Regions from separate parts of the Homo sapiens genome. Here region 1 is linked to region 2. A link is a loop called in an ENCODE intact Hi-C map of the cell type or tissue named here. Cell type or tissue: endothelial cell of umbilical vein. All regions are shown on one strand. Links, peaks and the distances in the headings refer to the core of each region. The heading gives the core; the rest is flanking DNA. Region 1 overlaps TACC2 (transforming acidic coiled-coil containing protein 2). Region 2 overlaps TACC2 (transforming acidic coiled-coil containing protein 2).

Region 1 (14,666 bases), core at 4,416-12,415, 71 kb before region 2:
ATTCGAGGAAAGCCTGAGTACTCGTCCATCCCCTGGCTTCTGCATTCCTGGGCACTGGCGACAGCAGGCTCTGAAGCACAAAGGGCTCTGCTCTTTCTCAACAGCACAAGCAAGCAACAGGGAGGGCCGGATGCCCCTCGGTTCTAGCCCCTGAATTCCAATGAGTTCTCCGCTGCAGCAACTGCCCAGCCTGTGCACCTGCTCAGAGGGACCGCCGTTCACGATCGCCCTGTGTGGAAGGCAGAGCATGGGGTGGGCCAGGGCACACCAAGCCTCTTTGTGGTCCCTTGCCTGTTTACTATGAACGATCTCTGCATCAAAACACCAGGGACCACCACAGACCACGAGAATGGCATTCACTTCCGGTGCTGCCTGTCTTGTTTTCATATTTCTGAACCCTCTCTTGGGAGCAGACAGCAAGTTAATTAGAGGAGGTGGATGGCAGCTTTTTTAATTAGCTCTTTTTTCCCTATCCAGTTTCCCAGGGGCTCAAATACATTTCTAAGAGCAAGGATTTCGGCAGTCCACCCCCAACGAGTCTGTACATAAAAATAAAGCAGCACTTTGGAGGCCCAGTGTATAAGCACAATTCCCACCGGCTGTTTGATATTTCTTTTCCTACTAGAAAAAACCCAAAGTACAAGAAATTATTCTGTTAAGGCTCCACACATTTTAAAAATGAAAGAAAAGAAAATTAATTTAATTTGCTACAAAAATGTAGCAGAAAGAGAAATGTTGTCATTACAATCTGCTGAAATATCTCTAAATTATAGGCAAATATATTTATCAGACTATGCATATGCTATGTCCACCACAGAAGTAAATATGCAAATGCAATAAAATATCTATATTTCTATAGTGTAAACCAACCTTGTCCAACCCACGGCCTATGGGCTGCATGCGGCCCAGGACAGCTTTGAATGCGGCCCAACATAAATTCGTAAATTTTCTTAAAACACTATGAGATTTTGTTGTGATTTTTTTTTTCCAGCTCATCAGCTATCATTAGTGTTAGTGTATTTTATGTGTGGCCCAAGACAATTCTTCTTGTTCCAATGTGGCCCAGGGAAGCCAAAAGATTGGACACCCCTGGCTTGTAACACTTTAATTCTCAGCATGAAAAGCATGATAATTACCAGCATTTGTTGAATATACTGTTATGTGTCGGGCACAGGAGTAGGCCCACTGTACACACATCTAAGGTCTTCAGAAACGTCCTGCCTAGCCAGGTATCGTGGTGCACACTTGTAATCCCAGCTACGTGGAGGCAGACTCAGGAGGATCGCTTCGTCCAGGAGTTTGAGACTGCAGCAAGCTATGATCGCACAACTATACTCCAGACTGAATGACAGAGCGAGACCTCGACTCTTAAAAAAAAAAAAGGGTCCTGGCTGCCAGACAGCAGGCCCATTTTACAGATGAGACAATTAGGCATTAGAGGTGCAAATTCCTTTGCCAGAGGCCGTATGGTTACTAAATGATGGAAGCTAAGTCTCAAATCCAGAACTGCCTGTCTCTAAAATCTGTGCCCTTTTCGCTACATCTGTGGCTTCCAAACATTTTCAGCAAGCTCAATTTACAATATGCTTGTAATAGCATTTTACGATATGTAATGTAATAGCAATTTACAATATGCTTGTATAAGGTCCATCATCGAGAGCAATTAAGTTGTTTGGAGGAACTCAAAAACCTGACACTGGGGGCTGGAGACATGAGGTAGCCGGATGCCCGTTGGTTTCTCCCCCCGCTGCACATCACTGGGAAGAGTCCTGAGATGCACCCATGAGTCATCACAAACAGCCCCTGATTTTTAACGGCCTGTCCTGTGTTCATGCAATAATTTTTAATAAGGCAGACAGGGCAGGAGGGTCAACCAGCTGTACCAACCGAATTAATCTATCCGTACCAGGCAATCAATGTGCTAATGGTATCCAATAGCACACAGTGCGGTGTGTACAACCAAGCAGGAAAGAGGGAACAACGTAACCCCAGGTGGGGACAGACTGTGCTGGCCACGAAAACAGGACCCTGCCGAGCTCCTCGACTGTGTACTAGTTCGGCTTAAAAACGTTTTTTCAAGTACTTTCTTGGTCTCTAGAGTCCCACAGAGCACAGTCGGAAAAGCTCTGCTCCACACAATGCTGAATTAAACACCTCCACAGCTGACACACCGTGTGAAAGAAGGGCGTGGAAATTGGCCCCAAAGCAAGAGTCAGGTAGCTGGAAAATGCAGACCCTAAGAGCCTATTTCCCTGTATTTGTGATCTGGTTTAAATATTTTCAGGTTTTTACTTCTATGAACTACGACAACAAAATAGTTTAAGATCAGCATCCACACACATACATAATATACACATACACACATATATACACCCATATGTGAACATGTGAGTATATCTCTAACTAAAACATAAGCATCTTGTAATAAAGAGGTACTATAGATATGGTTCCCAGTATATCATTAAATGGTTACATTTGCTCAAGTTTTACTGGAGATAATTTAAGGGCTTGAAATAATAAATTGCAAAGGCCATAAAATCTTGGAAGTTGGAAGAAAATTTAGAGATCATATCCTATTCCAACACACTTATCCCAGCTAAAGCCCAGAGAGCTAAAGTGGCTCGCCCAAGGTAACCAGCCCATTCATGACAGCTAGAGCTGGAAATTCCATAGAACCAGGCCTACCTTCATGGAGCACTGCCTCCAAACAAGAGCCTTTGCTCTAAATACAACACTCATCCTGGAAATCTAAAGTTTATATAACATTTGAATGTTACCTGATTATCAAGAAACAATTCCTTCTTGAGCATTGCTTAAGGGGAAGAGGATACTTCCATATTCGAATCCAGGTCAATTCCTTAGAATTCCACTTTGCAGCTCCCAACATGAAAGTGATCTGGGAACTGGAGGGAGGGTCTTGGGACCACTCCTCAGAGTGAAAGAACACAGTGCAGGCCAAAGACAGGGGCTTCCTTCTTCTGAGCTCCCCTCCTCCTCCCACCTCTTTTTCCCTTGAAGACCAAGCCCAGGTAAAAGCAACAGCTCTGGACAAAAGCCCTGGTCGGGGAAAGCCAGCCAGCATTGTCCAGGCTGAAAGAGCAGCTGCCATCCCTGAAGAGAGAGGGAGACCTTCCAGAAACAAAACTGAGCCCTCGGCGACAGATCAGACAGTCTCATTCATCTCTTCATCTTGTGTAAGGGTTTGAGGACTCTGTGAGTAAATGGATATTTTTGAAACTGCGCATGCTAGATTCTATTCAACAAAATATTCCGCTGAATGAGACCTTCAGATAGTCTTGCCAATAAAAGCTTTCCCCTCCCCAATCTCTGCACACACACACACCTCGCTGGCATAAAACAGTATGATCAGACCGGTCATTTTTTTTAAGGGCTGACAAACTGATCTTTCACTTCAATTCATCCATCCTGCATATACAAAAGGAATTGCTCTGTTGTATCAATATTTAGCTAAATAAGAACATGATTTCAACACAAGCAAATGCCAAGACCCATCTTGGACGGTCAGGTGACTGAGAAGCAGCCAGCCAGGTACTGCCTTCCATGAACAAACACCAAGCTAGCTCTGGCAAGCCAGGCTGCTAGAATTTTCCAGGCTGACACCTACGGCTGCCTCGCGAAAAATCAAAGCAGATGACAACACATTTACCCCGAGATTCCCAGCAGGTCCTATTTTCAGAATCAAGTAGCTATCACTTCGTGGCTATGTTGTGATGTTACTGGGGTTCCCGGGGCGCTGGCCATCGCCGTCCTGACCATCGCTAGGTTATAGCAGCAGCATGACCAAGTGGAAAGAGCACTGCAGATTGAGGAGTCCCATGCCTGGGTTATGGCCAGGTGTTAATTGAATACAGTTGCAAGAAACAGGAACCCAATTCTGAATTTAAACTAAAGCATGGTCAGGCACCGTGGCTCATGCCTGTAATCCCAGCACTTTGGGAGGCCAAGGCAGGCAGATGACCTGAGGTCAGGAGTTCAAGACCAGCCTGGCCAATATGGTGAAACCCATCTCTACTAAAAAAAAAGAAAAATACAAAGATTAGCCAGGCGTGGTGGCGCATGCCTGTAGTCCCAGCTACTTGGGAGGCCGAGGCAAGAGAATTGTTTGAACCCGGGAGGCAGAGGTTGTAGTGAGCCAAGATCACACCACTGCACTCCAGCCTGGATGATAGGGCGAGACTCTATCTCAAAAAAATAAATAAATAAATAAATAAACTAAAGCAAGAATGGGATTTACTGAAAACCCAAGGAGGCTAAGGAACCACATCTGAAGAGACAGAAATGAGGGCACTTCAGTCCTCCAACCATTTTCTGGATCTCAGCTCACGGTTTAACTTCCAGGGAGGGAGTATCTACTTGGCTCCTCTTGGGTCTCTTGGCTGGAAGAGGGTAGGGAACCTTAACAAAGGAGCAACCTGCTGAGACTCAACAGAATGGGGAGACAGACTTCCCCAAAAGGCAGGCAGGATGTGGAAGGGAGGGCAAGCAGTCCACAAACAACCATAGTCTACTACAGGATGCCTCCCAGCTCCCCTTGACAAGCACATGACCTTAGGCAAGACACCTGACCTCCCAGGCCCTGGGACTGTCACATAAATGGGGATATTAATGACCATAAGGATAATGCCTCCCCATTATTATTGCAGCTCTGATCTGCCCTTGGCCTCCAAGCATTAGAAATTTGGGGAAATAAGGGCTGGGCACCGCGGCTCACACCTATAATCCCAGCACTTTGGAAGCCCGAGGTGGGACGAATTACCTGAGATCAGGAGTTCCAGACCAGCCTGGCCAAGGTGGAGAAACCCTGTCTCTACTAAAACTACAAAAATTAGCTGGGCGTGGTGGCAGGCGCCTGTAATTCCAGCTACTCACGGGGCTGAGGCATGAGAATCACTTGAACCTGGGAGGCAGAGATTGCAGTGAGCCAAGGTCACACCACTGCACTCCAGTCTGGGCGACAGAGCGAGACTCTGTCTCAGAAAAAAAAAAGAAAGAAAGAAAAGAAATTTGGGGAAATGTAATTCTGCTAGCAAGCAGACCAAGTCCTCTATTTTACTTGGTCAAAGCTGCTGAGCTGGACAGGAAAGAGACCCTGGAGGCCAGGAACAAACTGTGGCTGGTGCTAAGCCAGGCCACCTGTGGACACCAGAGTGTACCGAAGAAAGGGCGAGCTCCGGGTAGTGCTGAGGTCAACTTCATCCTCCCCTCAAGGGGCACACAACCAGGTCCAGGGCCAAGGGACTGCTTCCAGAATGAAGGGGGCTCAGTGTGGCACTGTGCCCATGTGGGTGTGCATACATGTGTCTGCTGAAACTCACTCCTCACTCCCCAACACAAACATACTTAGTTTTGAAATTGGCTTATTTGTGACAATACCAGGTTCCTCGCAAAAGAGAAGTGACTTTCTAGTGGCTGAGGGCCCACTGCAGGAAGCGCAGAGTGACACTAAGCCGGCCCCCACACCCTGGGCTCATGATTTCACCGATTTGTAACTAGATCCTGCTACGCCTTCCTGGAGAAAGGCCAGACTGAATCAAGTGTCAGGAGAAATAAAGAAAAAAGAGCCTCGGACCACCCTTTTGGTTTCCTTGCCTTCGCACACAGATCTCCCCAAAATCTCTTTGTAGCTAAACTCCTTGATTAACTTAAATTGGAATCTTAAAACTCAGGTTTGGCCGGGGGCGGTGTCACATGCCTGCAATCCCAGGACTTTGGGAGGCCACGGTGGGCAGATCACTTGAGGCCAGGAGTTCGAGGCCAGCCTGGCCAACATGGTGAAACCCCATCTCTACTAAAAATATAAAAATTAGCCAGGTATGGTGGCGGGCACCTGTAATTCCAGCTACTCAGGAGGCTGAGGCAGGAGAATTACTTAAACCCAGAGGCAGAGGTTGCAGTGAGCAGAGATCATGCCACTGCACTCCAGCCTGGGTGACAGAGCAAGACTCTGTTTCAAAAAATAAATAAATAAATAAACTCATTTTATCCCCCCAGAGACTGAGTCTTGCTCGTCACCTAGACTGGAGTACGGTGGCACAGTCACAGCTCACTGTAACCTCAAACTCTTGGGCTCACGAGATCCTCCTGCCTCAGCCTCCCGAGTAAGCTGGGACCACAGCTGTGTGCCACTACACCCTGCTGGTCTCAAACGACCCTCCTGCCTCGGTCTCCCAAAATGCTGGGATTATAGGCATGAGCTACTGGGCCTGACCACTAAAGTGAGATTCTTAAAAAATATAATAGAAACTGAGTTACTTGGCCAGGCGTGGTGGCTCACACCTGTAATCCCAGCACTTTGGGAGGCCAAGGCGGGTGGATCACCTGAAGTCAGGAGTTTGAGACCAGCCAGGCCAACATGACAAAACCCTGTCTCTACTAAAAATACAAAAATTAGCCAGGCGTACTGGTGGGCACCTGTAATCCCAGCTACTCGGGAGGCTGAGGCGGGAGAATAGCTTGCCCAGGAGGTGGAGGTTGAGGTGAGCCGAGATCACACCACTGCACTCCGGCCTGGGCAACAAGAGCGAAATTCCACCTCAAAAAAGGAAGAAAGGAAAATGAGTTACTTATGAATACTAATAAGAAAAGAATATAAAACTGAATTCAAAAAGACACAGAAGGAGCTTTCAACAAGTTGTCATTAAAGTCCTTGTATTTTCTCTAGAGAGGAGAATTACAGTAACATCCTACCTATTCACAAGCCACTTAACAAGCAAACCAGTACCCCCTTACCCATCTGAAACACAACCAGGACCCCAGAAAACACAAACATTTCTGTTCAACCAAGTCATGTGACACAGAGCTTGCACTAAAGGATCCTGCACATTACTCAATAAAAAGCTCCACCTGGTCTTCTCTGAAAAAACACACTTAGCCTTCTCTTACAGTCTAGTCTAATAGGTTTGGTATCTGGTTTCAGAATCCAAATTAAATGAGAAGGGGCAGGGTAATGTTGGAGGCAGGCACATAGATAGCACTGATAAAGAGTATGGCCAGGTGCGGTGGCTCATGCCTGCAATCCCAGGACTTTGGGAGGCTGAGGCGGGTGGACCGCTAGAGGTCAGGAGTTCGAGACCAGCCTGGCCAACATGGAGAAACCCCATCTCTACTAAAAATACAAAAAGTAGCTGGGCATGGTGGCATGTGCCTGTAATCCCAGCTACTCAGGAGGCTGAGGCAGGGGAATCACCTGAATGAACCCAGGAGGCGGAGGTTGTAGTGAGCCAAGATCGCGCCATTGCACTCTAGCCTGGACAACAAGAGCAAAACTCAAAACTCCATCTCAAAAAAAAAAAAAAAGAAAGAAAAGAGTATGTGATAGGCCAGGCACAGTGGCTCACTCCTGTAATCCCGGCACTTTGGGAGGCCGAGGCAGGAGGATTGCTTGAGCCCAGGAGTTCCAGATCAGCCTGAGCCACATGATGAGATCCCAGCTCTACTAAAAAAAAAAAAAAAAAAAAAAAAGAATAAGTGACAGAGGAGACGGAAAAACCATAAAGAAGATGCAAGAAATCAAAGAGCAGTCAGCTCTGGCCAACCACTAGAGCTTCCCCAAGCACCTGGCAGGGGACAGACCCCCCATCGCTATCACCCCTCAGTAACATAATGGCTGTTAACGAAGGTGAGTGGGATTGCATGTACAATCAGGATAACTCCCAGTTAGGTGATAAGTAGGAAAAAAAACCCAGCAAATTAAGAAATGTGTATATAATATGAGCTTATTTCAGATAATTATATATAAACTTACACAAAGATACCTAAATACATATGTATATTCACGTACACAGATGTCTATGTACAGACACACACACATAAAAGCAACACATAGGTGCTGTTTATGTAAGTCAGAAAAAGATATTTAAACACGGGTACCAGCAACAAGGTTGCCTTCGTACAAGGGAGGATGCAGGCCCCAACAAGGCAGAGCTCAGCCACACTGCTGGGGACGCAGGGGTCTCCCCAGATGTGCTCAGCAAGTTCTTCCAAATCTCATCCAGGTCCTGGATACAATACACGGAACCCAGCTGGGATCCGGTTAGCTGGATTTTGTCCAGGGCAACATGGATTAAGGGAAGGAGCCAACAAGGAGTTTGGAAGAAACAGAGGAGTGACAAAAATGTAGCTGTCCCCCTCTGCACTGGCCAGGGAAGACACACCCACCAGGGCACCCCCCCACCCCCAGGCTGTATTATCAGGGGTGCCTCGGGGACCCCCTCCAAGTGCTCCCCCAGCCAGCAAGACACATCCATTCTGCATCGGAGGCTGATGTTCCACACTCACCAAGTGTCCTTCCGATTCCAAGTGTGGTTTCTCAGGCAGGTACCCAAGGACCAGGATGGGGGTGCCTCAGCCAGGGGCTGCGAAGTGTCAGGAATGGGAATAACCCCACGGCCGCTCACCTCAGCTGACATGTTACCGTCCCTCAGAGCTTCCTCATGACTGATCCTTACAACAGGAGAGGCACATGGGTATCATTCCCTGACTATTCACGGTTTCAGAAGGACCTATTTATTCCCCATCACCTGCGGGCACCTGGGCTGGTGAACCAGACAGATAAGCTCCCACTCTCAAGATGCTCAAGTCCTCCTGGGTTCTGAGGATGAGAACTTGGAGCCAAGCGGTTCAGCATCTTGCCTGAGAGCTCAGAACCACTCAGGGGCAAGGGCAGAGCCAAGACAGGCATACGTGTCTTCTGAGCCTCAGCCTGACCCAACTGCCCTCCCCACTCACGGAGGCTCCTGTATGTGAACAGGCTGGAGTCCTTATTTGCAAATCAGTCTCCAGTAGGTTTGGCAGCTGCAGTTTCCCAGAGCAACCTCTCCTCCAGGGGAACGAATCAGCAGAGTTTCTGCATCTAGATCCATAGCAGCCCACGGGGGCAGCCAGCCAGGACCTCCACCCTATTCTTTTGGCCCTTTCGCTCATACAAACAAGGAGGGGGTGTCTCACATGTCTATGCCATGCCATCCCAGCTGCAAAGGCCTGAGATTCTTGGAACCCGCAGGGAGTGACATGGGAAGGCTGTCACATGGAGGTCTTCCCAGACCTCTGCAGGAAAGTCAGGTCAACCCTGAATTCTGTTACTCTCATTACTCACATCCTGGGCAAAGGGCAACACCATCATAGAGCCAACGGGAGACTGAGAGGATGACTAATCTCAGGGTGGACTCTTGCAAACAGGAGGCCACAGGATTCAGAGCAGGAGCAGGTATGGCCTTAGAATCCTGGCTCCTAAGCCCCCACCCCCTGTTGTTTTTTTTGTTTGTTTTTTTGTTTTTTTTGAGACAGAGTCTCACTCTGTTACCCAGGCTGGAGTGCAGTGGCGCAATCTTGGCTCACTGCAACCTCTGCCTCCCAGGTTCAAGTGATTCTCATCCCTCAGCCACCCGACTAGCTGGGATTACAGGCACGTGCCACCACGCCCATCTAACTTTTTGTATTTTTGGTAGAGATGGGGTTTCGCCATCTTGGCCAGGCTGGTCTCGAACTCCTGGCCTCAAGCGATCCACCCACCTTGGCCTCCGAAAGAGCCAGGATTACAGATATGAGCTTAGAAGCCACCAGGCCCGACCTGGCTCCTAAGCTGTTTACATCGAATGTATCTTCACCTATGTGTCTCTGTGTGTCTTTGAACCTGCCTCTGACTCTACCTGCGCCTGAGTCTCCGCCTCTTGTATATCTACCTTTCTTTCTCCACGCCATGCCCCCTCACTCTTCTCCCTATCTAGTCAAAATGAAGAAAAGCACATCTGGAAGCTGCCCTGCTGATGAGAATCCCGCTTATTCCAGCAATAATTAAAGCTCACGTGTTTTGACTTTATAACTCGTCATTTAGTTTTGCCTTAAAAGCGGTACTTCAACACCTTGCAAATATGGGGAAAGGATTTGAAGGCTCTTAGTGCACAGGACAATCACGCCCCTGCATTCATCTCTTGGTAATGTTTCTCTCCGTGGAAACCCATTACTGAGTCCTGCTGAGAAGTCATTGTTTTTAACAAACACAGACACACCTTACATGCAGTTTGCAAACCAGTTGGCTAAATCCCAAGCAACTCAGAAATCGTGGTGAGCTCCTGGTGGGAGCCAAGCAGCTGGAATTTTAATCAGGCATCACACCCTCCCTGCCATGGATAACATGCTCCTGAATGAGGCCTTCAGAGGCCTGAAGCTTTGCCTGATTCAGAGAGAACCTGCGTCCAGAGCAGGTTTCATGTTTGGTCTATTTCACGCATCCAAAAATTGATAGTTCTCAGGGTCCTGCCCAGAGTAGCTGCTCAACAAATACCTCCCACAGCGTTTCTCCCTAATCAAAAAGGCAAACTCTCCAGAGTTCTTTCCCTGCTCTGCTAAATATGGCAACCTGTGGTCTACTGTGTGTCTCAACGAGTCTCAATCATGATTTGGCACATAGAAATAAAGTGAGCAAACCCAGATGTGGGATGGAGAAGCTACAACAGCTTAGTAGAAAGCCTGAAAATCTAGAAAGTCTTAAAAGCTTATTTTCTACTGCAGTCTGCAAGCAGTGCAATAAAGCAGTACAATCACGAGGAAGGAAGACTTAAATCTTTTGTTCCTTTCTTCTAACCTCTTTACATGATAAAAAAAAGAAAAAGAATAGCTGGTAAACAGCACACTAATTGTAGGGAATAAGTATTGTTCAATGCCTTGAAAATGTGCTTTTCCTGCTTCCGATGTTTTCACACTGTTCTCTCATACATAATGCAGCATCCTCAACTCACTCTTTAACCCACTTATTAAAAATTCTGAAATGATAAAGTCTAAATTAAAGCACTTAATATACGAATTACACGATTCTGACATCTTGTAGGAGAAAACAGCACCACAGCCATCAAATATGAGCATCAACTGATCTGGTTCCAAATTCATGAGAGGTGAGTAACTTTGGACAGGTTACTTAACATCCCTGGACCTCAGTTTCTTTGTCTATGCAATGGGCAACAGTAGGTAGTAGATGGGTTGCTTTCAGAGCTGAGTTTATATTTGTAAAGCACCTTGCACAATCCCAGGCACTTAGAAGGTATTTACTGGCTCCAGTCCTCAAAGTGTTAAAATTCTACCACCAAAATTATTGCATCTTTCACCTTAACACAATAAAGAAACATAAAGCACGGCCATGCTCCCAGTAGCCAGGGGACAGCTGTACCAATGATTCATGAGTTTACAGAGCGATGCAAAAAGAATGTGATTTTCTTGCTCTTCCCACACATCCAACAATGCCCCCTCCAACATGCACACACAGACACATACTGCTAAAGTGGCTGTGGGCGAGGAATTGTAAAACTAAGCAATAAATTTCACTTGAATATTTACTGAATTAATTCACAGCCACTCAAGAGAGAAACTGTAATCAGCCAAACAGAAGAAGGGCTGGCTGGCATTGTTTGTTCTAGGCTCTAGGATGCCTTAAAATTTCTCCCTCTTGGCCGGGCGCGGTGGCTCATGCCTGTAATCCCAGCACTTTGGGAGGCTGAGGTGGGTGGATCACCTGAGGTCAGGAGTTCAAGACCAGCCTGGGCAACATGGTGAAACCCTGTCTCTACTAAAAATATAAAAATTAGGTGGACATGGGGGCGCGTGCCTGTAATCCCAGCTGAGGCAGGAGAGGCTGAGGCAGGAGAATCGCTTGAGCCTGGGAGGCAGAGGTTTGCAGTGAGCCGAGACTGCGCCATTGCACTCCATCCAGCCTCGGCAACAGAGCGAGACTCCGTCTCAAAAAAAATAAAAAATAAAATAAGTTATTCCTCTTGCACTCCCTGGGAAGGGAGGCTTCTCAAAGCTGAGACATGAAGAGTGAAAAAAGAGTCAGTCATTAGAACTCGAGGGAAGAGGCCGGGTGCGGTGGCTCATGCCTGTAATCCCAGCACTTCGGGACGCCGAGGCAGGTGGATCACAAGGTCAGGAGATCGAGACCATCCTGGCTAACATGGTGAAACCTCGTTTCTACCAAAAACACAAAAAAATTAGCCGGGTGTGGTGGCGGGCGCCTGTAGTCCCAGCTACTCGGGAGGCTGAGGCAGGAGAATGGCGTGAACCTGGGAAGCGGAGCTTGCAGTGAGCTGAAATTGCGCCACTGCACTCCAGCCTGGGCGACAAAGCCAGACTATTAACCCAAAAAAAAAAAAAAAGAACTGGGGGGAAGAAAGTTTCAGGCAGGGAGAACAAAAAGATGAAGAGCCCTGAGGTGGGAGGGGGAAGGAGGGTGGCAGGTTCAAGGAATGGGCTTCAGGCCATTTAAGAAAACAAAGCAGGCAACGAGGAGAAAGTTTGCCAGGAGACCCAAGAAGCAGGTAACAATGACAATGACCTGGCCTCGCTGAGACCCATGAGGAGTCTGAAAGCCACTGAGGGTTACACGGGGAAAGGACTCGCCTGTTTTTTTGGAGACACCGTCTCACTCTGTTGCCCAGGCTGGAGTGCAGTGGCGCAATCATGGCTCACTGCAGCCTCGACCTCTTGGGCTCAAGCGATCCTCTGAACCTCAGCCTCCTGAGTAACTGGGACCATGGATACACGCCACCACTCCCGGCTATATTTTTTTTTTATTTTTTGTAGAGATGGTGGCTCCCTATGCTACCCAGGCTGGTCTCAAACTACTGAGCTCAAGTGATCCTGTCGCCTCAGCCTCCCAAATAACTGGGACTACAGGTGTAAGCCACCACGTCTGCTAATTTTTTAAAAACATTTTTTGTAGAAACAAGGGCTCCCAATGTTTCCCAGGCTGGTCTCAAACTTCTGGGCTCAAGTGATCCTCCTGCCTCGGCTTCCTAAAGTGTTGGGGTTACAGGCATGAGCCCCCAGGCCTGGCCCCTGAGTTGTTTTTAGAAGGCCATTCTGACAGCTGTAACAACAGCAGCAGGAGCAGGAGTGGAAGAAGGGTATGGAGCTTGCTCGCCTCCAAGGTGAGAAGTGGCCGGGTTTGTGTCACACATAAAAGTAGGGGTTAAAGTGAAGGGCATCAAGGAAAGATCTGAGATCCCAGCATGTACTTTTGCAAAGTTTTGGCTAAAAAAGGCATTGCTTTTTACTTGCGCTATAATTGATACCAGGAAGATAATAGCTTTTTCTTAATTCCAAGAGATTCTGAATCCTTTATATACTGGTTGATTGAAGAGTAACAAAAATGTCAGAGCCATAATCAGTGGTTTAAATACGACAAGGCAGATAAGTAATCTCAGATTTCAATTACATATCAGAGCTCTAATGAGCAGATACAATTTCCCACATCACATAAGCATCACAGTCTCAAGGTTAAGAGTTTAAATAGATGCTCAGACCTGACCTTCTTGCTGACGAACTACTCAATTTCATGATAAAAGAAACAGGATAAGGTATTGAAACTGACAGCAGTCACCTGGCTTTTCCTCTTCATCATGATTTTCAGCCCTGACTTATAAACATGCTTCAGCGTTTTGTTACTTTCATGGCAAGGTGTTCAAGAGCAGCTTTGTGCTTTGTTTTCTCAAAGGCTCCAAGTTTTCCATTATCTCAATGTTCCTGCTACTTAAAAGTCATGCTTCTGGTTTCACTTGGAATTGTAATGTAAATTGCTTTAAAAACAGTAGGGGTTTATCCTGTGTTTTGTTTTGTTGAGACAGGGTCTCACTCTGCCCAGCCTGGAGTGCAGTGGCCTGATCACCACTCACTGCAGCCTCAAACTTTAAGGCTCAGGTGATCCTCCCACCTCAGCCTCCGAGTAGCTGGGACTACAGGCGCACAACCCCATGGCTGATTTTTTGTAATTTTAGTAGAGACGAGGTTTCACCATGTTGGCCAGACTGGTCCCAAATTCCTGGCCTTAAGTGATCCACCTGCCTTGGCCTCTCAAAGTGCTGGGATTACAGGCGTGAGCCACTGCGCCTGACCCTTTATCCTGTTTTCTTAACTCAGCACAGGATGCGCTGATCAAACATCAGAAATAACGAAGAACTGGCAGGGCGCGGTGGCTCATGCCTGTAATCCCAGCACTTTGGGAGGTCTAGGAGGGCAGATCACCTGAGGTCGGGAGTTTGAGAGCAGCCTGACCAACATGAGGAAACCTTGCCTCTACTAAAAATACAAAACTTAGCCACGTGTGGTGGTGTGTGCCTGTGATCCCAGATACTAGGGAGGCTGAAGCAGGAGAATCGCTTGGACCTGGGAGGTGGAGGTTGCAGTGAACAAAGATCACGACACTGCACTCCAGCCTAGGCGACAAGAGCAAGACTGTCTCAAAAAAAAAAAAAAAAGAAAGAAAGAAAAAAACCCTTATAAAAGAGGCCGTACAGAGACCCCTCACTCCTGCCACCATGCAAGGACACAGCAAGAAGGTGCTATGAGCCAGAAAGCAGGCTTTCGCCATAAGCCAAATCTAACTTCATCTAAGACTTCCCAGCCTCCAAAACTGTTAGAAATAAATTTATGTTATTTATAAGCCACTCAATTTATGGGATTTTGTTGTAGCAGCCCAAAAAGTCTAAGATATCCAGAGGTGAGCTCAGCTATCCTATCATTGTATATTAAATGTTGTCCATCTTCGATCTTGGCAGACTTGCTTACTGACACCTGAACCCAGGGTAAATCCAGGGTTCAGGGGCCTCTCAGAGGCATGAAATGCTGCTCCTTCACCTCCTCAGTGAATCTGGGGCATG
Region 2 (14,666 bases), core at 2,319-10,318:
CCAGCTGAACGGACCAGCCCCTCTGGGATCAAGATCTCAGCTGAGGATGCCCAAAGCCAGTGCACCAAATCCACAGGTGCGCTGACTCACCAGAACACTGGGCACAGAAATCACATGGAGGGTCCAGGGGCTTAGGTGGGCAGGGGCAGCAAGTATAGTACAAAGAGCACAGACTCTGGACATAGATCTGAGCCTGAATCCAGCTCTGCCACTTACTCGCCATTTATAAGCCCTAGGCAAGTTCATTAACCTCTTTGAGCTTCAGTTTCTGAACCTGTAAAATGGAGATAAATGCATTACTTGAAAGACTGTTAAAAGAAATAAGAGGAAAAAATATATGTAGAAATAGAAAGTCTAATAGTGTTACCAGGGTCTGGGGAGAGAAGGGAAGAAGGGAAATTGTTGTTTAATGGATACAGTCGTTCAGATTGGCAAGATGAGTAAGTTCTGGAGATGTTTCACAATAATATGAATATACTTACCACCAAACTGTACACTTAAAAATGGTTATGATGGTACATCTTATGTGGTTTGTTTAATCACAATTTAAAAAACATGTAAAGCATAGCATCATCTCACTACAGGTCCTCAATACACAGTATGGGTTCATGGAAAATAGCACTAACAGAATGATATTAATAGCCTCTGCCACCAGATCTGTCTAGCTAACACTTAATTCAGGCCACAATCAGCTTCCTCTCTAACTTTTTCAGGCTGAGAACAGGCCACTCAGCCCACAAACAACAAACTGAAGTCTCAACAAATGCCACCAGTATTCTTATATAGATGAGGCAAAATTTTAGTTGGTGTTTAAAAAAATGTCACTCAGTCCTCAGCATCTTAGCAGAGTTACAGATTTTCCCTGATTCCAAAACCACACAAGCAGCAAAATTACCTCCATTTCCTCTCCCTGCAATGCAACCAGGTCTAGACCCTGAACAAAAAGCAAAGCCTTAGAGCCTATAGTTCAAGAGAGGAGACGATTCATTAACTGATTCAACAAGAACTGACGAAAATCTGTTCTGCCAAACACAATACAAGGTACTGAGGATGCAGAGAGCAATGACGCAGGGGTTGTTAGCCGTCAGAGAGAGACCTTGGCACACGGCTGACCACAAGACAACCTGGGAGTTCCAGAATGCAGAGTCCTGGGCCAGCTAAGTTGCTGGGATGAACCAGTTTCAGTCAAGGTAAGAAAGGTAACGTCCAGGCTGGGCGCGGTGGCTCACACCTGTAATCCCAGCACTTTGGGAGGCCGAGGCGGCCGGATGGCCTGAGGTCAGGAGTTCAAGACCAGCCCAGCCAACATGGTGAAACTCCAACTCTACTAAAAATACAAAAATTAGCCGGGCATGGTGGCACATGCCTGTAGTCCCAGCTACTTGGGAGGCTGAAGCAGGAGAACAGTTTGAACCCGGGGAAGCAGGGGTTGCCGTGAGCTGAGATGGCACCACTGCACTCCAGCCCGGACAACAGAGTAAGACTCCATCTCAAAAAAAAAAAAAAAAGAAAAAGAGAAAAACAAAGGTAATGTTCAATCTTTTCCTGTTCTGTGTGAAGCAGGGAGCCAGAAAGTAGGAGCCACAGCAAGCCCAAGGGATGGAGGGAGGGGTGTCCTGGGTATAAAAGGAGGAAGAAAAAAGATCCTATTGATGGCCATATGGCCTAGCTGCTTACTGTCTCTTGTCAATTTAGAATGTGCCCCACTGGGGGAACAGTCATGATATGAAACCAACCCCCCATGCCCTCAAGGAGCTTCAGTGCAAGAATGCTAGCCAGGAGCCTTCTATTCTAAATGATGCAGACACTAGAATAGCTCCTGGACCTCAGAGGACCAAGCGTGGACACAACCACAGAATGACAAGAATTAGCGGGACTGTAAATAACCTGAGATGAGCCAATGGGGCAGCTGCTTTCTCTTTCCATTTATTTCTCCCCAGGTCAGCAGACCTAACAAGAGCCCCATATTCGTGTGTTTGTACTTATTTTCTAGGCAAAATATAAATGAACAATTAAAAGAGAGGGTGGCAGCTGGGTGCGGTGGCTCACACCTGTAATCCCAGCATTTTGGGAGGCCGAGCTGGGCAGATAACTTGACAGCAGGAGTTCGAGACCAGCCTGGGAAACATGGCAAATCCCCGTCTCTACTAAAAATACAAAAAATTAGCCGGGCATGGTGGTGCACACCTGTAGTCCCAGCTGCTGTGGAGCTGAGGCAGGAGAATCACTTGAACCCAGGAGGCAGAGGTTGCAGTGGGCCGAGATCACGCCACTGCACTCCAGCCTGGTGACAGAGCGAGACTCTGTCTCAAAGAAAAAAAAAAAAAAAAAAGATTTCTAAGACCAGAGAGGTTGACCTCTCCCAGGAGCAGAGGAGAAACTGCGGCCCTGAGATTTGAGGGACTTGATTTAATGTTGTGAGCATGCTGATTTTGCTGCTGGTGGCAAAATTTGAATATATATGAAATACTGTAACAAATTTAAATCATTACAATAAAAGTATTAATGATAATAGCAGTCATAAGGGCCACTCACATTGTGAGCACTTCTGTTTGCCAGGTGTTGTGTGAAGGGCTTTGCACTCACTCACTCATGCAGCAAGACGGTCTCAAAAAAAAAAAAGAAAGAAAGGAGAGTGGCAAAGCAAGGTAGGATGAACAAAAAGGAAGCCGAGACAACCAGCTCATGGACGGCAGAGTCAATACACAGCTTCTAAATAAGGAAGAACTGCGTTTCATAGTATGTCTCCTGGTTTGCATTTAAAAACAACACTAATGCACACAGGCTACAGCAGGTGTTAGGAAATTGAGCTCCCCTAAATCAGTACTTTTAATCATAACCAGATGAAAAATATGAACACCACTGACTTTCCATTTGCACAGCCCTTTACAGTTTGTTTATCAAGTATATTCATGTGCATGACTTCACTGGCCTCCCCAGCTTCGAGAGCCAGGTGGGCAGGGATAAGCGGCCCCACCATCCACGAGAAGGAAGGTGACTCAGACAGTTCACAACGTCACGACTTGCTCAAGGTCACACAGCTGGTAAGGGGTAGGGCAAGAACTCCAATATAGGATCTTTGTCTATAAATTCTGGGCTTTCTCAATACTGCCCTTCCCCAACCTAAGGAAAATAAGTCTTGGGGACTTTGCTTTATCTCAATTAGCAGCCATGAATACACTTGCAAAGTGACAGACTGAAACTCTATAACACTGTGGATAGCGGACAGAGGGATGGGGACAGAGCTGACACTCAACACATCTGAAATGACACCTCCATTACAAAGGGTCGGCTGCTCTACATTCCCTGGAGAATTTCACTTGCTCCTCTGTTTTTCAGATGCATTGCTCTGCAAACTTTGGTTTCCCTGGGTCTTCCTTCTCAGGCCTCTCGTTTCTCCTGAATGATTTCATAATCCTCAACATGTTCTGTCATCGCAGGGAGTTGATGTGAACATGATTACTGGGGTTATGAACCAAGGACTGCGACCTCAATAGGGGAGAGGCAGAAAAAAAACACAGCTAGCCACCAAAATGGATTTCACAGACCTTGGTCACAAGGGGATAAATGAGGGCACCCAGCCCTGCAGCCATCTCTATGCTCCTCTAGCCAGCACTAGTTACTGATTTTATTGCCAGCTTCCTAAACCACCTCCTGATCATCTGTGCAAAAGTTGCAAGGACCTGCTAAACCCCAGCTACAGTAAATCCAAGAACGCTTCGCTTTTGGCTATGGAACCAAGTCCTGAAAAAAAAAAATACACCCACACATGCATGTACACATATGCACATACACACACACAGGTGCTCCCCATCAAGCCCTCATTCTCTTCCAGTCTCATCTACGCTTACAGCCCAGAGCTGGGCAAGCCCAGAGACCCTTTCTTTCATCCTCCCAATTAGAACTGTCTCTCATGATTCCTCAAAGCCTGGCAGCATCCTCTATTGAGATGCTATTGGCATTGGGGTGAGGCAATTCTCTGCTGTGCAGGACTCTCACATGAGAGTGACCCTAGCCCTCCCCCACTAGACGCCAATAGCATCCTCCCCAGTCACTGGGACAACCAAAAATATCCTCCTAATAGCAGTTCCCTCCCTAGTCACTGGAACAACCAAAAATATCCTCCCACATTTCCAGACATCCCCTCCTGGGGCATTATCCTTCACCACAAAGCCTGCCCCATATGTGCATGCTCAGGTATCTCACACACACACACACACACACACACACACACACACACACACACACACACTCACCTACCTACCTCCTTGAAGGTGGGGGCTGTGTCATTCAATTCAACCACCATCTACCTCCCAGGCTCTGTGTTACTCTTGTGGCGTGGCATTGTGAACCAGACATATCCTTCCTCAAGCAGTGTCTGTCTCCATAAAAGCATCAAACACAAATAACCAGGATACAAAGCCGAATAAAACCAACGAGGCCGCAGGACTTGGCGCAGAGAACACCAGGGCAAGTGTCTGCGGTCTGGGGTTGGAGTCCTACCTTGATGTGTGGCCCTGGCCAAGACCCTGGACTTCTTTGAGTCTCTCTTTTCGTATCTGTAAAACGAAACCTTGATCTTTAACTTTCCTTCTTGCTAAAATATTTTAAATGTTCAAGCACGTTTCTTGAACATTATTTTTTTAAGAGAGAAAAGAGGACGGCTGGAACGGAGAGACAAGGGGCTAATCCTGTCTAGGTTCCACAGAGGCGGCAGCATTTGACCTGAAGATTTCCATAAGGCAGTTCCATAACACCGGTATATGAATAACTATAATACAAGCAGGTCATATTCCATGATCACACTTCTGAGGCTTGGGATGTAACTTTTGATGAGAGACTAGTGACTCTGGGTAGCTGAGTTGCTGTGGCATTTGCACAAGGAGGGTGGCTGCTGGCCTATTTGCTGCTCCGATTTCCTTCCCGGAGAATTAGTCCCAGGCAGAGCCTGTGAGAAAGAGCCCCGTGGGAATCCACTCACCCGCCTGGCTCAACTGGTCCCATTCTCAGGAGGCCCTCCCGCCTGGCCTGAGAAGGGAAAGCCAGCTGCTCCGGGAGGGAACTCACTGTGCAATTTTCAACAAAACCCTTCCTCTAAGTTCCATCAACTGTCAACCCTAAAAACACTGCTTAAGATTCAACTGTTAATCTGCACGTGCATCTCACAGACCAAACACTGCCTCACGTCACAGTCCCGGAAAAAAAGTCATTTCCAGATATCATGGAAACGGCTTTTAAAATGTGGCCTCAATAAGGAATCAGAGAAGTAAGAATGGGGAGAGTTCTCTCCGGTAACAGAGCCGCACCTTCCTCTGGCATAGCACAGGAAACTGCCCTAGGATCCTCAATGTCCCACGTCCTGTGACACGAGGGCCCCCCATCCTCTCCAGCCGCCCCTCCTTAGGCCCCGCTTCCATTTCCCCTCCACAATGTCTATTTCAGCTGTATTTCAACCCGCTATCACATTCTCCTGTCCCAGCATTTGACAGAGCCTGAAGATAGCAACAACAGTAACAGTGATGATGATGAAGCCATTTTAAGAAAAGACCAGGATTGAAGAGGACACCTGGCCACAGCGTGGTGTATTCGGCGCTCGGAGCCTGGGCAGCAAATCCCAGCGCCCCGACACTGGATTTCGAGGACACCCCGAGGCAGAGGCGCACTCTGCGGCGGGAGCCAAGGACGCGGAGGGGACGCTCGGGCGGGTCACGTGTTGCGCCGGATCCCCGAAGTGCGCTCGGCCCTGCTGACGTAACTATTCGAGAATTTAAAAGTCCCAAACTCGGAGGAAATCCAGCGCAGAGTTTTATGGCTAGTCCACGCGCCGTCGTGGCCCGCCGGGGATGCCCCCACGCGACCCAGTAGGACCACACGAGCTGGGAAAGAGCCCGGTGGGAAGGCGCGGAGGCCCCCAAGGGCGGGACCCCAACCCTGGCAGGGAGCCTGGTCACGGGCGCCAACCACAACCACGCGCGGGGACCCCAACCGCGAGCGGGAATCCCAGCCACTGGCGCGCGCCCCGAACCACGGGCTTTGACCCCCGCGCTCCCACTCAAGGGAACCAGGCTCCTGGGCAGACACTCTGGGGCCCGCGGTTTCCCCGCAGCCACACTCCTCTGCCAGCAGGGGACCGAATGTGCAGTTAGCCACTTTTCCACCCTCGGCCAGTCCCTGCCGGGGAAAGCCGAAATGAGCTTTGGCCACTTCCAGTACGCCTTTGTCTGGGGGCCAAGGTCCTTCGGGCGCCCATCTTCTGACCCCGGCCGCCCGCCCGTGGCCCCGGCACTTACCCGCCCGGGGAGATAGGGGATGGCCCGCACGGAGCCGCCTTCGTTCGGAGTCGCAACTGCCAAAGAGCCCGGGGGCGCTGGGTTTTCCGAGCCCGGTGGCGGCGCGGCGCGTGGGGTCACCACGGTCCGGTGCGGCCCTGGGACGCAAAGTTTCCCGGGACAACGGCGCAGGGCCGGCGTGGCTCCCCGAAAGGCTCGGGAAAAGTTGCAGCACAAAAGGCCAATGACTGGGCGAGCGGCGGCTGCCGGGCCAGGCTCCTCCCCCAGCTCTGGGCTCTCCGACCCGGGGCAGCGCTCGGCCAGCTGCTCGCGCAGGGCGCCCGCCGCGCTCTCCTCCCCGGCCAGGAATGCGCGGGGCCGGGCGCGCCCAGACGCACCGAGGGGCCCGCGGCCGCAGAGCGGCAGGCGAGAGACGCACGGACCGATGGACGCACAGCCCGGCCGCTGCTCCTGGAGGCGCTGCAGACTTCCAGGAGTCTCTGAGTCATGACAACTTGTTACTGTTCTTAGTTTGTCCACGGCCTTCCCACTACGCATGGCAACGCCGGGAAGGCTGTGGCGTGAGAACGGACTGGGAAGGTCAAGTACCGGCCAGGCGGCCCGCGCTTCCTCTGCGGGGCCGTTGCCCGCCTGAGGCTACCCAGGAGCCTCAGAAAGAAGCTGGGGGTGAAATGGTGCCTCGCTTGTTCCTGGAGCCAAATTCCGGCCCTTTTTTCTTCACCTGTGTGGTATTAATGGCGCTTAACCACAGAAACAGCGCGGGCTGTGCTGGACAGTTTGCAAAACTTGACGTGCGTTCTATTTGGCTGTTGCACACTCTGAAGTCGGCAGAGGCTAAATCCAAACCAATTCCAGCTGCCATATTTCTAGGAGTTATGTATCTATTGGCATGTGAGGTCTGTTTTCCTTTAAGGGCCTAACTAACTCCTTCACTGACATGGACCTCACACCCAGAAGTGGTGCTTACCTGCCAACACCATGGCATATCACCTTTTCTCTAGAAATTTCTGCAGCTAGGCCCCAATCATGAAGAGCCCGTGACTATATATAGACAGCAGGCTTCCCATTTTTAGTGTCACAGAAAGCACTGCTATAGATTATATACTCAGGGACCAAAGGGCATGAGACTCAGAAATTACTCAGCACTTCCTTTCCTCCTCTTAAAGAAACAGATCTTACGAGCCCCTAATGAGGATTCTCTGTAGAATAAAGAAATAGACTGTTACTGCCTTCTGCGAAAATATTGTTTTTTAAATAACGCAGTGCTTCTAAGAGTCACATTTTTTATGGAAACTTAAATAGATTCCTTGTTCACATGCTTATCACAGGTTTCCTCGTATCGTATTAATGTGTCCATTTTACAAGTATGATAACTGAGACCCAAATAGGCTAGTTTAAATGTATACCATCTGCTGTCGGTGAAGAGAGAATGGAAATGCCCAGTCTTCAAGGTTCTTGTGCCCTATAATCCCAGCACTTTGGGAGGCCGAGGTGGACAGATCACGAGGTCAGGAGATTGAGACCATCCTGGCCAACATGGTGAAACCCCGTCTCTACTAAAAATACAAAAAAAAAAATAGCTGGGCATGATGGTGTGTGCCTGTAATCCCAGCTACTCGGGAGGCTGAGGCAGGAGAATAGCTTAAACCAGGGAGTCGGAGGTTGCAGTGAGCCGAGGTTGCACCACCGCACTCCAGCCTGGCGACAGAGCGAGACTCCGTCTCAAACAAAAACAAAAGGTTCTTGTGCCCTGTGGGTCATATCCATTTGTGGTAAAAACATACACCACTCACCACCATGTAAGCTCCAGCACCTCAACTGGGCAACGAGCTAAGATGAACTTGAGGTGCCATCCCGTTCATGTGAAACAGCCCCTCCCAGTTGACAGATGCACATCCTTCAAGACAGAGGAAGGTGCCACTCTGTTTCGAAATCTACTGGTAGGTCTGTATGGTTGGCAAAAGGAAGGCCCCGGCAAGATGGCCACATCTTCATCCCTGGAGTTGTGAATATGTTAAGTTACATGACAAGGGGAATGAAGGTTGTAGATGGAATTAAAGTTGCTAATCACCTGACTTTAAAGTAGGGAGGCTATCCTGGAGTATCCAGGTGGACCCAATGTCATCATGAAGGTCCTTTAATTGGAAGGAGGAGGAAGAAGAGAGTCAGAGAAAGAGATGTGGCTATGGAAGCACAGTGAGCGAGAGATTAGAAGATGCTGACTTTGAAGATGAAGGAAGGGACCACGAGCCAGGGAATGTGAGTGGCTTCTAGAAGCTGGAAAAAGCACGAATGTGGATTTTTCCTCGAGGGCTTCCAGAAAGGAACACAACACTACCGAAACCTTGATTTTACCTCAGTGAGACCCATGTTAGACATTTCACCTACACAGCTCCTAGTAAAATAAATTTGTGTTGTCTTAAGCCAAAATTACTAGTTTTGTGGTAATTTATTATGGCAATCACAGGAAACTAATGCAGTAGGTACCTGGTTATTACTGTGACTTAATCCCTTCTTTGAAGGATTTTAAGAAGATAGCTAGGATTTCATTCACATCTCCAGAGTCTAAGGTCATTCACTGCAGGAGAACCACTCTGGTCGAGGAAGGCTGACCTCGGCACCTCTGTGAGGAATGACTGAACTCAGGCAGTGCAGTGGTCTTGGGCAGCCAGCATTCGGACACAGCCATAGTCCCATGTAGGACCAACTCATTAGAAGATGAAGTCAGGGGCTCCTAATATCATACAGTACTGAGCCTCAAATCCTGCCACACGACAGAAATACGTCGATATCAGAAACTCTCGGCCAACCCACACATCTCTGATCCTAGCCACGACCAGAAATCTTGCCTGGATAGTGAACCTAGAGCTACAGTAAATGTGCACTGCCATCCCCTCCTGCTCCAAGTCAGGGTAACAATGCAGTAATGGTACAGAGGAGGAAAGATGCAGGCTTGTGCGGTCTTGGGATACCTGGAATCTACTGAAGACTGACTTGCAGGCAGCAACACGTGCCTTAGAAATTGCATCCATGGCTGAATCTTTACTTCCCAAGGATTCTTTTTGCCTGAGTACCAGGCTATGGTTCTGCATCAGGGTGGTCTATATATGTGTTTACAGCAAGGCCCTAGTACAGTAGCTGCTAAACTATCTTCTGCAGAGTCCTAGGGTTTCTGGAGTTATCTTAAAGGCATCCATAGCACCTGCAAAGAGAGCTGTTTGACTTTTGTCATATCTTTAAGTTCTACATAAGATTTTGTTTGGAGAAGAGGTTCATTCGGAGGGAAGGGGAAAAAAAGAAAATGTGAAAACACACTAATTTTATAGAGAACTTATGCTGAAACCCAAAGAAGGAGATGGACTTACCCAGGGTCAAAGGCGGCATAGCGACAGAGCAAGCCCCTGGAATGCAGACTTTAAAAAACTTAAGTGGAGAGAACCGGATAAGGCACCCTATGTATAACACCCAGATCCAACATGATCAAATTATGGCTAATTCCATTTTATCCACAATCCCACTTTCCCTCTGCTACCCAGATTGTTTTGAAGCAAATGCCAGATAGCATCACTGCATCAGTTAATATTTCTGTCTGAATCTCTAAAGGCAAGAGCTGGAAAGGGAATTTCTGAAGTCAAAGTCTTCATTCTTCTTGGGCCCCCAGCCTCTGCTCAACAGGACTAGCATTGCTGAAGGGACATCTATGACATGAAAATATCAATAGGAGACAACCACGAACCCCAGGCTGTGGGACTGAAACTCAGTGCCAATAAGACTCACCGGGTTAATGTTAAAATGCAAATTCCTGGGCCTGGCTCCCGGGCATTCTGATTCAGTACGTCAGGAAAGGGGTTCAGAAATGTGCATTTTATCAGGGAAATGCAAATCAAAACCACCTCATTCCTGCAAGAATGTACTCTCAAAAAATTAAAAAATAATAGATGCTTGTGTGGATAAGATGAAAAGGGAACACTTTGAATGTAAACCAGTACAACCACTATACAAAACAGTGTAGAGACTCCTTAAAGAAGATCTACCATTCGATCCAGCAATCCCACTCCTGGCTATCTACCCAGAGGAAAAGAAGTCATTACATGAAAAAAGATACTTGTACATGCATGTTTACAGCAGCACAATTTGCAACTGAAAAAATATGAAACCAGCTCAAATGCCCATCAATTAACAAGTGGATAAAGAAAATGTAGGCCAGGCGCCATGGCTCATGCCTGTAATCCCAGCACTCTGGGAGGCCGAGGTGGGCGGATCACGAGGTCAGGAGTTTGAGACCAACCTGGCCAACGTGGTGAAACCCCATCTCTACTAAAAATACAAAAAATTAGCCAGGCGTGGTGGCGCGTGCCTATAATCGCAGCTACTCGGGAGGCTGAGGTAGGAGAATCACTTGAACCCGGGAGGCAGAGGCTGCAGTGAGCCGGGATCGCACCATTGCACTCCAGCCTGGTGACGCAGCGAGACTCAAGAAAAGAAAAAAAGAAGACCGGGCGATGGCTCACACCTGTAATCCCAGCACTTTGGGAGGCCGAAGCAGGTGGATCATGAGTCAAGAGATTGAGAACATCCTGGCCAACATGGTGAAACCTCGTCTCTACTAAACATACAAAAATTAGCTGGGCATGGTGGCACGTGCCTGTAATCCCAGCTACTCAGGAGGCTGAGGTAGGAGAATCACTTGAACCTGGGAGGCAGAGGTTGCAGTGAGCCAAGATCGCACCATTGCACTCCACCCTGGGTGACAAGACTAGAACTCCATCTCAAAAAAAAAAAAAAAAAAAAGAAAATATGACATACACATATATATATACACACACACACATAGAGAGAGAGAGAAAGAGAGAGCGCGCGCGCATGGAATACTACTCAGCCATAAAAAGGAATAAAATAATGGCATTTGCAGCAACATGGATGGAATTGGAGACCATTATTCTAAGTGAAGTAACTCAGAAATGAAAAACAAAACATTGTATGTTCTCATTCATAAGTGGGAGCTAAGCTATGTGGACACAAAGGCATAAGAATTATATAATTGGCCGGGCACAGTGGCTCACGCCTGTAATCTCAGCACTTTGGGAGGCTGAGGCGGGTGGATCACGAGGTCAGGAGATCGAGACCATCCTGGCTAACATGGTGAAACCCCATCTCTACTAAAAATACAAAAAATTAGCCGGGCGTGGTGGTGGGTGCCTGTAGTCCCAGCTACTCGGGAGGCTGAGGAGGGAGAATGGCGTGAACCCAGGAGGCGGAGCTTGCAGTGAGCCAAGATCGCACCACTGCACTCCAGTCTGGGCAACAGTGAGACTCCGTCTCAAAAAAAAAAAAAGAAAAAAGAAAAAAAAAATATATATATATATATATAATGGACTTTGGGGTCTTGGGGGAAAGGGTGGGAGGGGGGTGAGGGATATAGACTACACACTGGGTACGGTGTACACTGCTTAGGTGGCAGGGGCACCAAAATCTCAGAAATCACCACTAAAGAACTTATGCATGTAACCAAACACCACCTGCTCCCCAAAAACCTATTGAAATATATATATATATATGTTTTAAAAAAGAAATGTGCATTCTAGCAAGCATATTTTAAATAATTCTTTTTTAAAAAATTATTATTATTATTTTGTTTGTTTGAGACAGAATCTTCTCATTTTCTCACCCAGGGTGGAGTGCAACAGTGTGATCTGGGCTCACTGCAACCTCCGCCTCCCAGGTTCAAGCGATTCTCCTTTCTCAGCCTCCCAAGTAGCTGGGATTACAGGCACCTGACACCACACCTGGCTAATTTTTGTATTTTTAGTAGAGACGGGGTTTCACCATGTTGGCCAGGCTGGTCTCGAACTCCTGACCTCAAGTGATCCACCTGCCTCGGCCTCCCAAAGTGCTGGGATTAGACGTGTGACCTCAAGTGATCCACGCGCCTCGGCCTCCCAAAGTGCTGGGATTAGAAGCATGAGCCACCGCACCCAGCCTGTAGATAATTCTGATGGAGATGCTTTTCAGAGCACACTTGGAGAAATTGAATCGAAGTTTTATGGCCAGCATTATTGGTTGCTTTCAAAACTGCTGTTCTTCCTCCTTGTTTCCTTACTTTTGTTTAAATAATTGGGTTAGGCATGGTCCTGTTACACACCCTTGGCCAATGAAACAGAAGAGAAAATCAGCAGGCCTTCTGGAGATAGTTTTCTCACTCTTTGGAAGAGACACAAGACAGCATGGCTCCTGACCATCAGGGGTCTTCCTGCCTCTTGACATTGTCATGCGAGGGCGCAGTGCCTGGAGCTGCTGCAGCCAGCTTGAAACGATGAGGGGAGCATCTGGCCACACACTGAATGTGGGTAGAGAGGAAAATGAAAAGGGCCTGGGTCTTTCCTCAATGATGTCGCTGAACTAATGAATTACACAACCTTGGACTTCCTGCTGGTGCAATGATAAACCTATGATTGTTGAAGCTTTCTTGTATTGGGTGGTCTGTTACTTGTAGCCAAAAGCATCTTCAAAGGGCTGTCAACTGTGGTGCTGAGAAGCACTCATATGGTAGATACTAAACCTAAGGCTTCAGAAAGGAATGAAAGACCACAAAGCACATCATCATTTGCCAAAGGAGTCCTGCAGAATACAAAAGGCAAATCAGTGCCTAGGAAGTAACTGTGGCCCTGTCCACCAAATAATGCTTTGCTATGCATTTGCAGCTTCCTTTAAAATTATGTTGTAGCAACAATACTTTGCTTTTGCTGAGAAGTGGAAAGCCACATAGAAATGAGAAGCCAGGCTAGAAACCTGTGCTCAATTTGCCTGACACAGAAATAACCATTAATGGTTCAAATACCCACCAGCATCTGCAATCACCCTCTGAGTGCCCATATGGAACTGAAAAAATGTGAAATTAGCCCAAATGCTCATCAATCAGTAAGTGGATAAAAATGTTTAAGACAGGGGCCGGGCGCGGTGGCTCACACCTGTAATCCCAGCACTTTGGGAGGCTGAGGTAGGCAGATCACCTGAGGTCAGGAGTTGGAGACCAACCTGGCGAACATGGCAAAACCCCGTCTCTACTAAAAATACAAAAATTAGCCAGGCATGGTGGTGGACGCCTGTAAACCCAGCCACTGGGGAGGCTGAGGCAGGAGAATCGCTTGAACCCAGGAGGCGGAGGCTGCAGTGAGCCGAAATCACACCACTGTACTCCAGCCTGGGCAACAAGAGCGAGACCCCATCTCAAAAAAAAAAAAAAAATGTATATGTATATACATACACACACACACACACACACACACACAGAGAGAGAAAATGTTTATGACAGGCCAGGCGCAGTGGCTCACGCCTGTAATCCCAGCACTTTGGGAGGCTGCGGCGGGCAGATCACCTGAGGTGAGGAGTTCGAGACCAACCTGGCCAACGTGGTGAAACCCCATCTCTACTAAAAATAAAAAAAAATTAGCCAGGTGTGGTGGTGGGCACCTGTAATCCCAGCTACTTGGGAGGCTGGGGCAGGAAAATCGCTCGAACCCGGGAAGCAGAGGTTGCAGTGAGCTGAGATTGTGCCATTGCACTCCAGCCTGGGTGAGAAGAGCAAGACTCCATCTCAAAAAAAAAAAAAGTGTTTAAGACAGGACGCTACGTGGAAAGACAGGCACATGCTGGAGAGGCAAGAAGCAGGAATACGGAACCAAAACACCAGCAGACACCAGGTACAGTCAGAGTTCAGAGCAGGAAGAACCTGAGGTTATGATGTATATTAGGGAAAGTAACTTCAGGAGGCTGAAGGAAACCTCCATTCCATCGAATGGCTCACTTCTGCCCCACTGGATCAAGGGCCTCTCCCCTGATCACTTCCCCCTCCATCCCAGACTGCCAATGCCCAATTTCATCCCTTATCAATCCTGGGAAATGAGGCCAGAGACTGGAAGCATCCAAGGCTGGCTGGGTAACTGACAGGCAATATGTGATGCGGAAGGTCAGAGGCCAAACACTCCCCAGACACAGAGCATACTGGTTCCTTGCTGGGAGCTGGGAGTCTAAATCAAAGTTCATACATCTGATTTGTTGATGGGCATCCAAAGAGAAGCTTCGGAATGCTGGCGCCCTGAGTGACAGCACACTATCTTCACAGAATCACGGAGCGTCCTGTTAGGGGCACCCATGCATGCCAGACAGCATGAACTTCCCTAGACTAAAGGAGTTTCATCTAGTTATTCAAAGTCACTTATCAAGTGCTGCTACATCCTGGCCCTGTGCAAAGCACTAGGGTTAAAAAGTGAGATGCAACATGGTTCTTATGCTTACGTCTATCATCAGATAACGATGGCTACCACATGACAGGGATGGGAAAGGAATATTTTAACCAGCGTTGGAAGAGGTAAGGGG

What was found. Hi-C counts contacts between places; a loop is a spot of excess contacts. Peaks named below come from ENCODE experiments on the same cell type or tissue, not always from the same donor. Only the 100,000 strongest peaks of a DNase experiment are listed, where the experiment ranks them.
Region 1: a loop joins it to region 2, with 4 times the contacts of the local background. A loop is called at or near these places in 2 of 110 quality-filtered maps.

The regions. Positions count from the first base shown.
Region 1 is chr10:122,177,838-122,192,503 of GRCh38, reverse strand. The region is part of intron 7 of TACC2 (transforming acidic coiled-coil containing protein 2); the gene reads right to left. Among named protein-coding and RNA genes, the nearest start is that of BTBD16, 86 kb to the left of the region's middle. RefSeq lists enhancers at 11,631-12,168, 13,245-13,782. In endothelial cell of umbilical vein, for the core only: no CTCF peak of the experiment used is centred there; a DNase peak (open chromatin) is centred at 9,043; H3K27ac peaks cover 1,774 bases.
Region 2 is chr10:122,104,858-122,119,523 of GRCh38, reverse strand. All of the region lies in intron 5 of TACC2 (transforming acidic coiled-coil containing protein 2), which reads right to left. Among named protein-coding and RNA genes, the nearest start is that of TACC2, 120 kb to the right of the region's middle. In endothelial cell of umbilical vein, for the core only: CTCF peaks have their summits at 6,103 and 6,738; DNase peaks (open chromatin) are centred at 2,943, 5,743, 6,703, 7,393 and 2 weaker places; H3K4me3 peaks cover 2,271 bases; H3K27ac peaks cover 4,683 bases.